3 separate regions of the Homo sapiens genome follow, and regions 1 and 2 are each linked to region 3. The links are chromatin loops, found by intact Hi-C in ENCODE. Cell type or tissue: A673. All regions are shown on one strand.

Region 1 (5,000 bases), 470 kb before region 3:
GGAAATATATCAAAGGTCAGAGACACATTATTGCAATCACATTAGAGGCACATTAGAGCACAATTAGAGGCACATTAGAGTTATGGAAACCTATTTGAAGTCTTCCCACAATCCATTAGAGTGGTACACCTCCAGGCCATATCACCCCCTCATTGGCATATAAACATAATTATCTGCTTATTGAATTTGAGTATACTGAAAGCTCTGTCCCATTCTGTTTATATTTAATCAATTTTCTGCAAAGATAAAAATTATAAGAGTAGGAACTGTGTGTGTGTGTGTGTGTGTGTGCGCGCGCGCGTGTGTGTATGTGTGCCTGTTTTGCAGTAGCTGGAGGAGGAAGGTGCTAGGAATGGGATCTTCCAATGGTTCTAAAACGTGGCTGCACACTAGAATCATTTGGGAAAATTTTAAGAATCCCAATGTCCATGCTCTCTGGACTCAAACCAAGCTAGTCAGAATCTCCAAGATAGGGAGGCAGCAGTAGTATTTAAAACTCCCTTGGTGATTTGCATGCATAGCCAAGGTTGTAAACCATTGTTTCCTCTCTGTCCCACTCATCTAACTTCTTGTTCATCTCCAAAACTATAAAAGCATGCCTTACTAACTCCTATATTTTAAAATCTTCCTTTGATTGGGGTTGAGACTCGGGACTACAGATTGAGTTTCCTTAAATTCACCATGGTATAGATTATGTTCTTCTAACTGCTTATTTTATTTATTAGTTCACTTTTTTTAGAGATCAAGTCTCACGTTGTCACCCAGGCTGGAGTGTAATGGTGCGATCATAGCTCACTGCAGTCTCGAACTCCCACCTCAGCCTCCTGAGTAGCTAGAACCACAGGTGCGTTCCACCATGCACAGCTAATTTTTTTAAAACAAATTTTTAGAGATGGGGTTTCGCATCTTGCCCAGGCTGCTCTCAAACTCCTGGCCTCAAGCGATCCTCCCATCTCAGCCTCCCAAAATGCTGGGCTACAGACATGAGCCACCACACCCAGCCTATTTGTTTTAATATAATAGAGCAGTCAAATAAAAAAAAAATTGGTTTCTAAAGGTAAGATGATTGGCCTAAAGCAGGAGTCATGGCTGCATCCTCTCTGGTCGTGTGGGTCCCATTCATTCTTTGCTTTGATGTACTATTGTCTGGTGTGCCCATCTCATCTCTCCAAAGAGGCTGCAAACTCCCTGAGGCGAGGCCACATCTGCCACCTGGGTCCTTCCCTCCACTTTGCATCATGCCTCATACACAGTGGGCACTCTACGGCCTTCTGATTTCACTAGGATATGTCACTCCCATTGAATAGCAACATTTAAAAACACTTTTAAAGTTTAATGTGCTTTCCTACTGCCTCAGTACATTTTTGTTCACATTTCTAACATAATCCTGACATAACTGCCTTCTCCACACACCCCTCTTGTGGTTTTCACCATACCTTACACCACAAACTCTACCTCTCCAGAATGTTTCCCCTTGGATTGGTTTCCATGGAAACCTGTCTCTGGGGGAGAAAAGTGTGTGTTTGCTGAAGGAGAACCATAAAGGCAGGTTGCCTCCTGGTGTAAAGAAGTCACCAAGGGAGATGGAGAGGGAGTTGAAGCAGAATTGCACCAACTCTAGTGGGAAGCTAATGCACTTCATGCCAGTTCAATCCTGTAGACACAGGGAGAGATTTGAAATCCCAACTCAAGGCAGAGGCAAATTAATAGGGTTGCCTTGTCACACTGAATTAAGCCTTCCAGTTTAGAATACTCCTATTCCAGGTCACTCAGTCTTCAGTGGGTGAGGCGGGGGGCGGGGGGCGGTAGGAGGAGAGGAGACTATACTGAGATTGTCAGTGGAGAGTGAGCCAAGGTGGCCCCAAGCAAGGCATGGGGCCTACTACTTAGAACAGAGGTTGGGGTGCAGTCCCCACACATGCCCACAAGGGGTCACAGTGATTCAAAATAAGGCTATTCCTCACCGCCTTCATGAGAAAAAACAAGAAACTGCCTTAGAGCTAGCAGTCTTCAAAGATACAAGAATCTCCTTGGTACATCAGAAAACAAGCTATGAGAGGGGGTGCAGAGGCCATGTGAGCAGAGCCTCCAAGTCTACTTGAGATGTGCGTACTATTCAGTAGGAGCCACAATTTAAGATGGAATGCCATAGATGTGTTACAAGTTTACTACACAGGAACAGGGATTGGTGACAAACTTTTCAATAAGCCACTCCAGTTACATGAAGTTACTCTCCCTGTTTCTTCTGATCAATCATTTAATAAACACTCGTGAAGCTTCCACCTAACCGTACACATGCAATGTGCAAGATGCTGAGAAATTAAAGAAAGTAAAGAATATTGGAGACCTCCCCTCCAGGAGCTCAAAATCTAAATGTGGAGATCGTTTTATAACCAAAGATGGTAATGGTTGTGGGATCACTCAGCTATTGGGGTGACCTATTTATCTGCACAAGTACTCCTGAAGGGAAACAATGACTTAGAGCACTAGTGTTTATTCTCAAACAAGGGTCCACAAGAGATGTTCCTAATTTGGGGAACTATCCTAGAAAAAAAAAACCACACACTTGCCTTTAAGTGATGTCAAGGTTCATAAGCTTCACTGTGACACAAGGTCTTGTGTTGGTCTCCCAAAATTGTTATTGTTCTCCCAGCAATATTCCAATGGTCCACCAAACAAGCTGGGACTTTGGACACCAAATCAGTTAAGCCTCATTTTTTAAGCCCTTTGTACCATGTAAGGCCTGAGCACTTTAGCAAGTCAGGAGACTAAAGTTTAGAAATCAAAATTCAATTTACTATGCATAAAATAGTCAACTGGAGTGGACCTCAAATAGGTTCTAAATCTGTAACACTCAAATTCCAAGTCCTGATTTTTATATATTTTATGTATTTATCATATTAAATTATATATTATATTAAAATTAACTGGATTTTAATATAATTGACTCTGCCTCTCTTTGACCCCTTGTTTTGCTTCCTCCTTCAACTGCCTTTTCTGCTCTCCCATTCTCACAGTAACTATGACCATTTGGTCTACTATATACAATGTTTTTATTTATTTTATTTATTTCCATTTATTATTGTACTGTTGATGTTACCAAAACTCCAGAGGTTTGGTCTAGGCCCTGATTCTTGCTGCACAGAAAGCCAATCACTGAGATGCCAAGTATTGCCAAGGAAGAAGTATTAACTAGGTGCTGCAGCCAGGGAGATGGGAGCTCAGTCTCAAATCCATCTCCTTGACTTACCAAAACTAGGGGTTTATAGAGCACCGAGGAAATGTAACAATGTGTAAGAAAACAGGAACTAGGGTGGGGCAAGGAGGTGTTTGGTGCAGTGATCTGCTGAGTTTCAGTTCTTTGATACTTCCCGAAGGTCCTTTCCTGAGGAAGGAACTCATAAAACAGATACAAGTTTCAAGCTTTAACAGCAGAAGGGTGTTTCTATGTTTATCCCAAAACAACTGTCTATGGGACTATTGGGCCCATTTCATTGAGGAGATATTGCCATGGTGATACTGAAACATGTTTGTACCAAGATTTGGCTACAATAAACTTACAGGTTCTTAGCATGCCTTCTAGGGCCATTTCATCTATTTCTGAGATTCAGTAAATCCAAAGAGTGGTTGGGTATCCTTCTATCTCCTGCATCTGTGTGTTTTACAGGTGAAGCAAAGCCAAATCTACTAGATTTGAGGACTTAGCAATACATAGTTCAGGGGAAGAACCTTTTGAAGATTTTTGTGGTTGACATGAACCTACTTGCCCAACATATTCCTGAAGGCTTCCCATCTAGCCATGAGATTGGCATGGAGGGATAGTTATGGGAGTGACCTTAGGTGGTGTTATCCAAATTTCCTTCAATTCAACTGTTGAGAAATTCCATTTCATAGGAATCAGCTATAAGCAGGGGCTGCACAAGTGAAAGAATATATTGACTACTGCGTAGGAACTGTAAGTTCTTGCCACCTGATTCTTAGAAGAGTTGCACTTATTAATTTGGAAGGAAAGTCTGGCCCTCACCAAATCACCCCATTGGTAATAACTGGAGGAAAAAAGAGAAAGAAAATAATGATAAAGATAATAGTAGAACTCTCATTTGGCCAGTCATACTTATTGCAGGCCTACTCTATGCCAGGCACTGGGTAGGTACCAGAGGCCACAGAATTGTCACTTTGGGCTGATAAGAAGGCAGAAAGTCAAGAACTGTACAGCAAGAACATCTTTAAGACTGCAGAGGCAAGGCAAAATCAGAACCCAGAATAAATGGAAGATAAAAAAGGGCTTAGAGAAGCTGGAGCTCCCTGGAGAGTGGTGCCACGGGTAACTCTGAGTATGTCCAGATGGCCTGAGGAAATGGGAGACAAATGGATAATTCTAATTCAGTGTGGCCAGTGCTATTTATAGAGGCAGGAACAGGGTGGTGTGCGAGCACAAAGAAGAGAAGTTATTCCCTCATCCTCAGGGAGAAGATAGCAAGAAAGTCATGAGTTTTGCATTTAACAGTGATGGCCCCTGATGGCCATGTGGAACCCCAGGAGGCAGATGAGACTTGCTCAGAAAGTTGCAGAGATACTGCTTGTGGCACCATGGGATCTGTCAATGGCCTGCAGAGGTGCTCAGGTGAAGGCAAACCTACTGTTTCAAACTCTTACAAAAATTGCTGTTGGATGTCCAGGAAAATAGTGTTCACAGGCAAAAAGCACAGGTTTAAAGAGGAAAATCTACATGCAAACATGGCCTAAAAGTATTTAACTCCTGGGTCTCTGCCACCACCTTTCAATTATCTGAAAAGGAATCCCTTGCTCTTTAATTACAGTGCTTTGGAGTCCACAGGGCTTTCCAATATAGTTACTTCATGTGGTTGGAATCAGGGCCCTTCCTTGGAATAAAAGTGTAATTTAAAACACTAGGAACAAGAAAGGGAGCTAGGAAAGCCATGGGGCCCCCAGCTCTGCACCCTTAGGCACTCGCTGCTGTGCCTGCTACAGAGGAGTTC
Region 2 (5,000 bases), 240 kb before region 3:
GACTTGATATGGTCTGGCTCTGTGACCCCACCCAAATCTCATCTTGAATTGGAATTGGAATTGGAATCCCCACGTGTTGGGGGAGAGACCTCATGGGAGGTGATTAGATCGTGGGGGCAGTTCCCCCGTGCTGTTCTTATGATAGTGAGTGAGTCTCATGAGATCTTTGGTTTTGTACATGTCTGGCATTTCTTCTGCTGGCACTTTTCTCTCCTGATGCCATGTGAAGAAGGACATATTTGCTTCTCCTTGTGCCATAACTGTAAGTTTCCTGAGGCCTCCATGCAGAACTGTGAGCCAAATAAACCTCTTTCCTTTCCAATTACCCAGTGTTGGGCAGTTTTTTACAGCAGTGTGAGAACAGACTAATACAGGACTCGGTAGGAGGGATTTAGCATTTGGTGATTTGGATAGGAAATATTGATTTCCTGATACAGTGGATGACATCTTCAACAGTGCATTTCCTCAGACATGGGCAACTCAGGTGGATGCTCATCTTATCCTTGTTTTTAATTTCAAATTTATGTATTCCTTTAATAAAATTAACATATAATCAAGGATTTAAGAAATATCTATCAGTACAGAAAGGCCCCAATCTTCCCTGCCAGTATTCACAGCTCCACAGACATAAATACTTTAAATGTTTTTGGGTTATGTCTTCTCATAGTTATTTCCATAGCTTCCAATGATGACATGTGTTTGCTGTGATTTTTTGATTTATCCATATTAATAATTTCTACTGGGGCTTTCTGCTCTGAGAGATTCCATAGTGAATGAGCTGGTGTCTCAGGCTTTAAACAATCATTCATGCTCTTTCTTCCACCTCTGTGGAGGCCACGTTGGACTGTGACATTAGTGAGAAATAAACCCTTATTATGCTAAGCCACTGAGATTTGGGGGTTGTTTGTTAACACAACATAGCCTAATTTACCCTGACTACTAAACTGCCCAATTTCCTCACCAGTGAAGCTAGCCTCACTGGTGAGGAATAAACTCTATAGTGCCTCACTCTTAAATATAAATGCATAAGCAAGATTCATCAGATATTTGAGGAAAGTGTTCACATGAAGAACAGACTCTTAATCAGAAGCAGAGGAACTCATAGGTAACAGAGACAATGCAACGAATAGAAGAAAACATTTGTTTTAAAAGCCGGGTGCGGTGGCTCACGCCTGTAATCCCAGCACTTTGGGAGGCCAAGATGGGTGATCACCTGAGGTCAGGAGTTCAAGACCAGCCTGGCCAACCTGGTGAAACCCCATCTCTACTAAAAAATACAAAAATTAGCTAGGTGTGGTGGCATGCATCTGTAGTCCCAGCTGATAGGGAGGCTGAGGTAGGAGGATCACTTGAACCCAGGAGGCGGAGTTGCAGTGAGCCGCAATCAAGCCACTGCACTCCAGCCTAGGCAGCAGAGCGAGATCCTGTCTCCAAAAAAAAAAAAAAAAAAGAAAACATTTGTTTTAAAATTAAAATCTGCAAAGATAAGGAAAGATATTAAACCTATAAAACAAGAAGAAGGTGCTATAGAAAAGAAACAATGAGAGAACAAGAAAGAACTTTTAGAAATAAATAATAGAGTAGAGACTAAGATAAATAAATAGATATGCAAATGTTCATAGCAGTTTTATTTATAATAGTTCCAAACTGGAAACAACCCAAATGTTCTGTAATGAGTGAATGATTAAACAAATTGTAGTACATTTATACTGTGGAAATACTACTAACAGTAAAAACAGAAAAACAACACACACATAGCTTAGAAGAAATTATGCTGAGTGAAAAAAAGCCAATCTTAAGCATGTTGCGTGATTTCATCTATGCAACATTGATGAAACATCATTTTTGAAATGGAGAACAGATTACTGGTTGTGAGGGATTAGGAATGGGGGAAGAGGGAATAGGTATGTTCATAAAGTGGTAACATGCGGGACTCTTACGGCTATGGTACTGTTGTGTATCTTGATTGTGATGGTGGCTATCCAAGACAACACAAGTGATAAAATTGCAAAAAGTTATGCCAAACACACACGGGCATGTGTAACTTGTGAAATCTGAATGAGCTCTGTAGATTGTACCAATTTCAGTTTTTTTCTAGTAGCTGTATGTTTAATATTGCTGTAAAGATACACTTTTTTATACAGTTATTGTTAATAATTTGAAGATGTTTATTGCATTCTATTTTTAGTGGGAAAACATGTAACATACTTTTATTTAGCACGACATTGTGAAATACAAAAAACATGTAACTGAGTAAGCAGGATTTTTCTATTCCTAGCCCATTTCTGAGGACTAAATCATGAACTGCTCCCAATGTAATTAAGTATTTCTTGCAATAGTTGGGCACCAAGTTTAAGATTTATTAATTTTCTCCTCTCAGTATAGGCAGCAATTCACCATTTTCTTTCAGCTCTTTCACAATATCCAATCCTCCCACCAGCTCCCCTTTCACATACAGCTGAGGGTATGTTGGCCAATTTGAGTAAGCTTTTAATCCTTGCCGATCTCCTTCATCCTCCAATATATCGAATGTTTCATATTCACCACCAGTACTATTTAGTATTTCCAGAATTTGTTTGCTGAATCCACATTTTGCTTCCTGTTTGTTTCCTTTCATAAAGAGCATCATAGAAGCTTCATTTGTCAGCACTTTGAGCCTTTCCTCTAATTTGGGAGCTTTGGGACAAATTATATCTAGTTCTTCAGATGCGTGTATCTCCTTAATTATATCAAGTCCTCCTATGAGCTCTCCAGAAACGTAGAGCTGAGGATAGGTAGGCCAATTGGAATAGGCTTTGAGCCCCTGTCGAACCTCTTGATCTAAAGACATCAAAACTGCTAAACTAAATATTATGTTTGTGAACAATTTCCACCATCTGCTTGCTGAAACCACAGAGTGGTTCTTGAGGAGTTCCTTTCATAAACAGCATGCAGGGGGCAGCATGAGTCAGTTTCTGTAAGCGAAGGTTGAGATCTTCTTTAAGATGTTCGTCAGTGCTGGGTGGGAAGGAGCCACTAGATGCATGTCGCTGAGCTTTTTTGGTCTTTAAGATGTTCATCAGTGCTGGGTGGGAAGGAGCCACTAGATGTCGCTGAGCTTTTTTGGTCAACTCTGGGATGTGTGCACCATCTAATCGGTCAATTTTCTGAGAATTATTGAAAAACAGAAAAGTGGGAACAGAGCCAATTTCATATTTTTCAGATACTTCAGGAACACCTTCAGCTTCCAACTTCACAAATGAAACTTGAGGGTGTTCTTTAGCTAACTCTGCCATAACTTCGTTCATCTGTGCACATTGTGGACCACAAGGAGGGACTTGGCTTTGAGGCGCAGCAGCTCCTCAAACTGGCCGGCTGAGCTGACCTCTTCTACAGCTGCTGCAGCCGCCTTGCTGCCCCTGCCACCGTGCTGCCGCCACCACCAATTTCAATTTTTCATTTTCGATATTATGCTATAGTCGTTCAGGATGTTAACAGTGAGGGAGTCTGGGGGGGCGGTGCATGAGACATCCCAGTACCTTTTTTTGAATTTTGAAATAATATTTCCTGTGAATCTATAATTATTTAAAAATAAAAAGCTTTAAAAATCTTCAAATAAATAAGCAGATACTTTGGAAGATAAAGTCAATAACATATCCCAGAAAGAACAAAAAAGGCAGTGTGGAGGACAGAAGGAGAGAAGGGAAGGGAAAAGATAAGAAAATTAGAGAATCAACTCAGAGGTGCATGATATTAGGAATTCCAGAGAGAACAGAGTAAACAAAGGAGAAGAAACTAAAATAATAAAAATCTACACGAACTTGAGAACATGTGCTTTTGTACAGAAAGGGCTTCCTGAGTGCCCATTGCAGTGATGCAGAAAGGCCCAGCACATCGGAATGACCTTTCAGAACACTGAGAGGCAAGGAGAACATCTGTGCTGGATTGCCTCTTGTCAACCTGATGACACCACCGTTCTTCTGAGGTTGGGAACTATACTTCCCAGAATTCTGTTCCCAAGGTGGCAGGGATGGAGCTGAGCTTAGGCTCGGTGAAAGTCTGATTTGCAAATGGCTCCTGCAGGGTGCCCAGCCTGCCAACAGCAGAGACAAACATTGAGCCCATGATGTGGCACTGTTATTTGGGGGAATCAACAGTTTAAGTAACGTGGACCATTTCCATCTTGCCAGAAGCACTGCTTTGTTCTCACTGGAGATGGATGGATTGCCCTCCCTGTCCACAGTGGTTCCTCCAAAATGGTCATCTCTGGACTTACTTACAGAATACCTAATGTATGATAGTGGCACTCTTCCTAGCTTTGCTTCTGACAAGGAACTGATTTCACAGCAAATGAAGTGCAGCAATGTGCTCACGAAAGCATGATGTTGTGAATGCCTTTATTTGGAATTCACTGGTCTTACCATGTTTGCCATCATCCTGAAGCTTGGCTTGATAGAGTGGCAGAATGGGCTTTTGAAGATTCAGTTATGGTGCCAGTTGATAAAATAACTTTGTGGAGCTGATTTAGTACCCGATGAGATGCAGAACATACTCCGAATCAGTGACTCATTTATGATGTAGTTTCCCCCACAGCAAAGATACGAAGTTTTAAAAATCAAGGAATGCAAATGGGAGTAGTGTCTTTTACTGTACATCTAATGATCTACCAAAGTTTTGGCTTTTTTATCCCCACAACATTAAACTCTGCTAGTTTAGAGGTCTGGGTTTCCAGGGCAGGAATACTTCCACCAGGGAACACAACAGTGAGTCCATTTAACAGGAATCTGAGACTCTCATCTGGTCACTTTGTCAGACAAATGTTTTCTTTGCTAGATGGGACAACTGATCTTGATTATCAAGGGTAAATTGGTTGGCTACTGCACAATGGAGGCAAGGAGTACCTGGGCTCCAGGAGATCCTCCTGGTAATCTGGCACTCCCATGCTCTGTAGTAAAAGTTAGAGAAAACTATAGCAACCAGAACAAGCAGAACAATGTCGCACAGAAACTTCAAGAATAAAG
Region 3 (5,000 bases):
CGCCTCCTGCCCGGGAGTGTGGGGGGGATCCCCTGCTGTGCATCCTCCTGGCACCTGGATTTGCCAGGCAGGGGACAGTCTGTGGTCTGTGTTTGCCTCCTGTTGGCCCTCCTGGCTAGCATGACGTGCCAGGAGGCCGGGATCCCATCTTGTTGGCCGTGGTATCCCCAGCCTGGTGGAGGAGGAGCCATGGGTGCTTTGGGAAGAGCGACTGAAGTGCTTCCTTCCTGCCTGAGTGGGCTGCTCCCCCTGGGAACCTGTGATGCTGCAGGACGGACTGGCTAAGTGGATGGCTGTTGGAGAATGTTGAGTCTAAAATTTAGGAAGAGGATTTGGCTTTTAGTGGGGAAAATAATGAAAAAGCCTAGAGAAGGCAGGATTACGGGAAGAGCAGAGCAGAGCTCAGTAAGTTTAAGTCAAACATTTCTTTCCCAGTCGCTCTAGGAGCCACCTCCCAGGTACAGAAGGCAGCCACTGCTGCAGAGGGAGGAAGAGAGACTTCCCTCAGCCCCCAGCTTGGGTCCTCCGGGTGTTCTGTTTTTCCTCAGCCACTTCCATCTCTTCCTCTTGCATTCTCAGCTCAGCTTTTCACTCCTGAAAAGATGTAGAGGAGAGGTGGCTGTGGACCAGCCGCTGGGCGCCCCTGATGCATTGCAGCGTGGAGGTGTGGGGGAGGCCTTCTGTCCTGGTGTCCACACAGCCGCAATCTCGCTCTCCTTGTACAGTTATACTGCGTGACACTCCACAGGTGGAAACGTGTCAGTCTCGGATAGCGAAGAGCAGCCTCAGGTTCCCAGGGAGTTAGAACTTCCCTGGGTTGCTTAGTTATGCATTGAATAACCAGCTAGTCAGTTCTTAACTCGCTGCTGCTTCAGCATTGACTGCCTATTTAGAAAACAGGTACTTAGGAAGTTTTAAAGGCTTTCCTAAAACATTTTAGATATTTAGTTTCCAAGATGTGTATTATAGTCAACCTTTAAAGAATGTGTGTCTCCCGTGCAGCATACAAGATGAGGCTGCGTTCCCCCCTTCACCTCTGCATCTGTGTAGTGTGCTGATGGGCACATTTGTTAAATGGAAAGGAAACAATATAAATGTAATTTATGGTTTGACTCAGTTTGTTAAAGCTCACTTTGCAGAGCATTTCCCCGGGGCCGACTGTTGTGTGCGTGTGGGAACCGCGTCCTCTGAGTGCTCAGAGAGGCCTGTTCTTTGGGTAGTGGACGCTCTTTAACGTGTGACCTCCCAGCGCACCCGAGCCAGCATCCTGCCTTTAGTTTCAGAATTGCAGCAGCAGGAAGCCCTCCCGCTAGAGTCAGATGGCCAAGGTCCTCCCTGGAGGAAGCTGGGCCAGTTACCGCAAGTGTTGAGCCCAAAGCCTCCAATTCCCAAAAAAGTGGGACTCTGGACCCAGGTTTCTGAGATCCGGAAGCGGTGTTTGTTAACGTTGGCTCTCACTGTCAGATTTTTGTACTGCCTCCAGCGCGTTCAGTTCTGATTCCAAGAACAAATCAGGTGTTTGTGTTTGCAGAAAGCAGCTAATCCCCAAATTGACAGATACAACGCTGTGTTTTCAGCTTTCGAGACCTAACTCCTTTAGGAAGAAAAGTGACGCTGGCAGCCCCCTGTTGATACTCAGTCCCCAAATGTGTGTCCAGTTGGCCCACCGGAATTTATGTACAATTGTGTTACCAATTTTTTGGTTTCAAATTCTTAATTGTTTGGCTACATCTGGATGAAATTCTCATGTCACAAATTGTGTAGGATGAAATTTTTAAAGTTGAGGTTGTATTAGTGATTATTTATCAGAAATTAGAACAGTTTCCGGGGCTGTGAACTCTGAGGCTAACTTCCTTAAGCGTGCGTTGCAGTGAACGCCATCCTGCTTTTTCCGCAGAGTGCGCGCGCCCCCTGCTGGTCAGTCCTGAAAGACCCGAGCGAAGCGGCTCTGCTTCCGTTTTCAGGTTCGCTTGGCAGAATAGGCAACCCTCTTCACCTGCCTGCGGTATTCATCCGTGCGATCTCAGGCAGTGAAACCAAGTCGGACAGGAACCCCCAGAATTGTCATGCCATCAACAATATTTGGAATATAAAAACCAAAAGTTTTAGATGATCTAAAATTACTGTATTTAAGTGCAGTTTTGAAAACAAGTTTTCAAATCGTTGCTTATGGTAAACAGGTGACAACATTTGGAAAGAATCCACTAGCCATTTGGAAGCCAAAGCACTTGAGTCACAAAGGAGGAGTACAACAGGTAGGATAGAAAGAAACGCAGATGCACTCAATAGTTTGCTTTGGGGGAAGCAGTATTTCTTAAACTCATAGTTCTTGTCTGTTCCTGGAAAATAAAGCAGTGTCTTCAGCGTGGATTCTGCTCAGAACTTTTTCTTTATAAATTTGAGTATTTGTAATTTGGCATGCTGGCAGCAGGAGCTTGAGGTTTCCAGCTGTGAAACTGAGAAACCTTAGTGAATATAAAACAATCAGAAATTGCAAGATGAAGATTTCTTTTATTTCTGCACTGTGGTCCCAGTGGACAGTTGTACAGTTTTTTTTTAAAAAGTGTTTTCCTTCCACATTAAATACACCCATCCGTTTGGTGTATTTGAAACATTTTAAAAACAATTGAAGGGGAGTAGGGAAATGGGAGCGTTGGCATTTTAGGAAGGCCAGGCTGTCTGTAGTCTCTTGCCAGTGTCACTTCTTGAGTGGGGGCGGGGAGGCGTTTGCTGCTCAAGGCAGCCCCGCGCTGCGTTCTTGTCGCCGTGCTCTGGAGCTCTGGTGGTAGCAGCTGGAGCAACAGCAGCCCAGTTGTGCTGCTGTCAGTCAGGTGGGTTTCAGTAAGTTCAGCAGAATTCATCACTTCATGAATCAGCTGCGGCCCCTCCTGGGGAAGGGATCAGCGCTCGTTGTCATTCAGGTGAACTGTCTCCGTGGAGAAAGGACCACAGTGTCCTGAGAAAGCTGATCCAGATTGCCAGCTTGGTTGCCACCGGGAGCCGGAATGGGGAATTCAATAATGGACGTGCCCTTAACTAAAATCCTAGAGCTTAAAAAATAAGCACCGTCATTTCTGTGCTTCCAGGCAGGGATTCCAGCTCTTCACTTTCCCCATCTAAATTTTCTCAGGCTCCTTTTGTTTGGTTGTTAAGGATGTTTACACACCCAAGGAACACAGTTTGGCTTCCATTCAGAAACATAAAAGCAGGTGAAAGGAAGCAATGTGGTTCTGCACATTTCCACAAATAAAATCAAACCAGTGTGGCTCAGCAGTTTTAGTGCCACTTGGCCCTCGAGACTCTCCTTCGAGGCTGGTGACCGAAGAGCCTGCTGCTGGTCGGTTGTGTCTGGGGTCAGGCTGAGGTGATGACGAGAAGACCGAGACTGGGGTGCTGCCCAAGGGCAGCTGGTGCACACACAGGAGAGTGACTAACACCTGTCCACTTCTGTCTCATCTGATGCAAGTGTATTCTGCCAGCACAGCCAGCGAACATCGCATCCCTGGCATGGGCCAGGCACTGTGCTGGTTGCTGGTCACAGGGAGATGAGCCTAAGGTGCCTCCTGCCCTATGACTCTCACTAGTCTCTGGGGAGACCCCCAGGTGAAGGCACAGTCATTGCAGAGGAGCAAGAGGCTGTAGAGGGTGGGATGGGCTTTCCGAACCCACAGGCAGGAGCCAGTCCCATCATCACAGAGCAGGTGGCTTTTGCCTAAGTGGGCTTTGCCCCATCATGAGCCTGGAGGTGGAGGAGGCTGGAGGACAGCTCACCTGGAGGCTGTTGGGAAGCGAGGGCCTGTTTCTCGGGGTTGGCTTGAGGGTGTGTTTCACAGGGCACAGAGCTGGTGAGGTAGGTGGGCTAGGAGCAGGTCATGAAGAGTCTGCACGCCCAACTAAAATCCTAACACGGTTTCCAGAGGCCTGACCAGGTACACTTGCCTTTCTGTAGTTCAGTCTGGAAGATGGGTCACAAAGAAGATAGCGTAGGCAGATAAAATACCGGACCCAAAGTTAAGTTTGAATGTCAAACAGCAAATATGTTTTTAGTGTAAGTCTGTCCCTGCTATTGCATTATCCATTGTTTATCTGAAATTCGTATTTAATTAGGCATCACGTGTCTTATTTGCCAAGTTTGGCCATACTAAAAGGAGATCAGTGTACCGCAGAATATATTTATCTCCCTAATGTGACCCTTGGAGGTTATCAACCCAACCAAGAGCTGCACATTAATTAAATCAAAGATGTAGCCAAAGATATGTCAGCAAAGCAAAGATAAAAGCATTATAAACCTCTATAATACCTGTAAATTGTTAGGTCACGCTTTCTGTCCTATGAAATGGGTATACATGTGCTGGATACATTGACTTTGCAAGAAGCCGATCTTGTAAACTGAGTACAACTAGTATGTCATTCATTTGATCAACTGGAAGCTAGTATTCTAGCTGTAATGAAAGTTGAAATATAACAGTAGTTTTGCTTGTCTTAGAATAAAGAAGCACTTTGTGGGAATGAGTTATATAATTGTCTTCTCTTTAAAAACAACTTTTTAAGAATTTTGAATTGGCTCCCCTTTCCTTGGTAGACTTCCCTGAGCAAGCAGGGGATCAAAGCATTTTGGTTGAAAGAGTGGTGCATATATACATCTTGTAGTATATAAATATTTGAAATTCTATGTAAATTGCGGTATATAAATATTTGAAATTCTATGCAAGGAATTCAGGGCTTGGGAGGAGGCATCCGGAGAGTCTGGTACTTTTGTTGTTTTCTCGTTTTCTTCCTTCTCCACCCTGCTTGCCCCGGCGTGTGGGGAGGTGGGCCGAGGCTGGAGAACACGGCAGAGGGTCGTCCAGCCCCTTCCTCTGGTGACGGCCAGGGCATCGTGCTTGGGCGTAGGCACAGGCCACGTGGACAGAGGCCCCAGGGTTTTCCAGTGGCTGAGTCACAGACCACGGACCCTGCCCCTCTTGGACCCTTGTGCCCTGCACAGCTGGCCGCCTGGG

What was found. A loop is a pair of places that touch in the nucleus more often than their neighbours do. Peaks named below come from ENCODE experiments on the same cell type or tissue, not always from the same donor. Only the 100,000 strongest peaks of a DNase experiment are listed, where the experiment ranks them.
Region 1: it touches region 3 in a loop (4-fold over the local background); 12 of 110 quality-filtered maps call a loop at or near these places.
Region 2: a loop joins it to region 3, with 5 times the contacts of the local background. A loop is called at or near these places in 52 of 110 quality-filtered maps.

Annotation. Positions count from the first base shown.
Region 1 is chr6:4,207,734-4,212,733 of GRCh38, reverse strand. No RefSeq gene overlaps it. Among named protein-coding and RNA genes, the nearest start is that of ECI2-DT, 74 kb to the right of the region's middle. In A673, CTCF peaks have their summits at 1,718 and 1,924 (motif pointing right); a DNase peak (open chromatin) is centred at 1,933.
Region 2 is chr6:3,976,462-3,981,461 of GRCh38, reverse strand. It overlaps the pseudogene GLRX3P2. Among named protein-coding and RNA genes, the nearest start is that of PRP4K, 42 kb to the left of the region's middle. RefSeq lists a silencer at 2,873-3,167. In A673, CTCF peaks have their summits at 2,852 and 3,056 (motif pointing right); a DNase peak (open chromatin) is centred at 3,011.
Region 3 is chr6:3,739,478-3,744,477 of GRCh38, reverse strand. All of the region lies in intron 1 of PXDC1 (PX domain containing 1), which reads left to right. Among named protein-coding and RNA genes, the nearest start is that of PXDC1, 9.7 kb to the left of the region's middle. In A673, CTCF peaks have their summits at 54, 262 and 1,922 (motif pointing left); DNase peaks (open chromatin) are centred at 217 and 1,887; H3K27ac peaks cover 496 bases.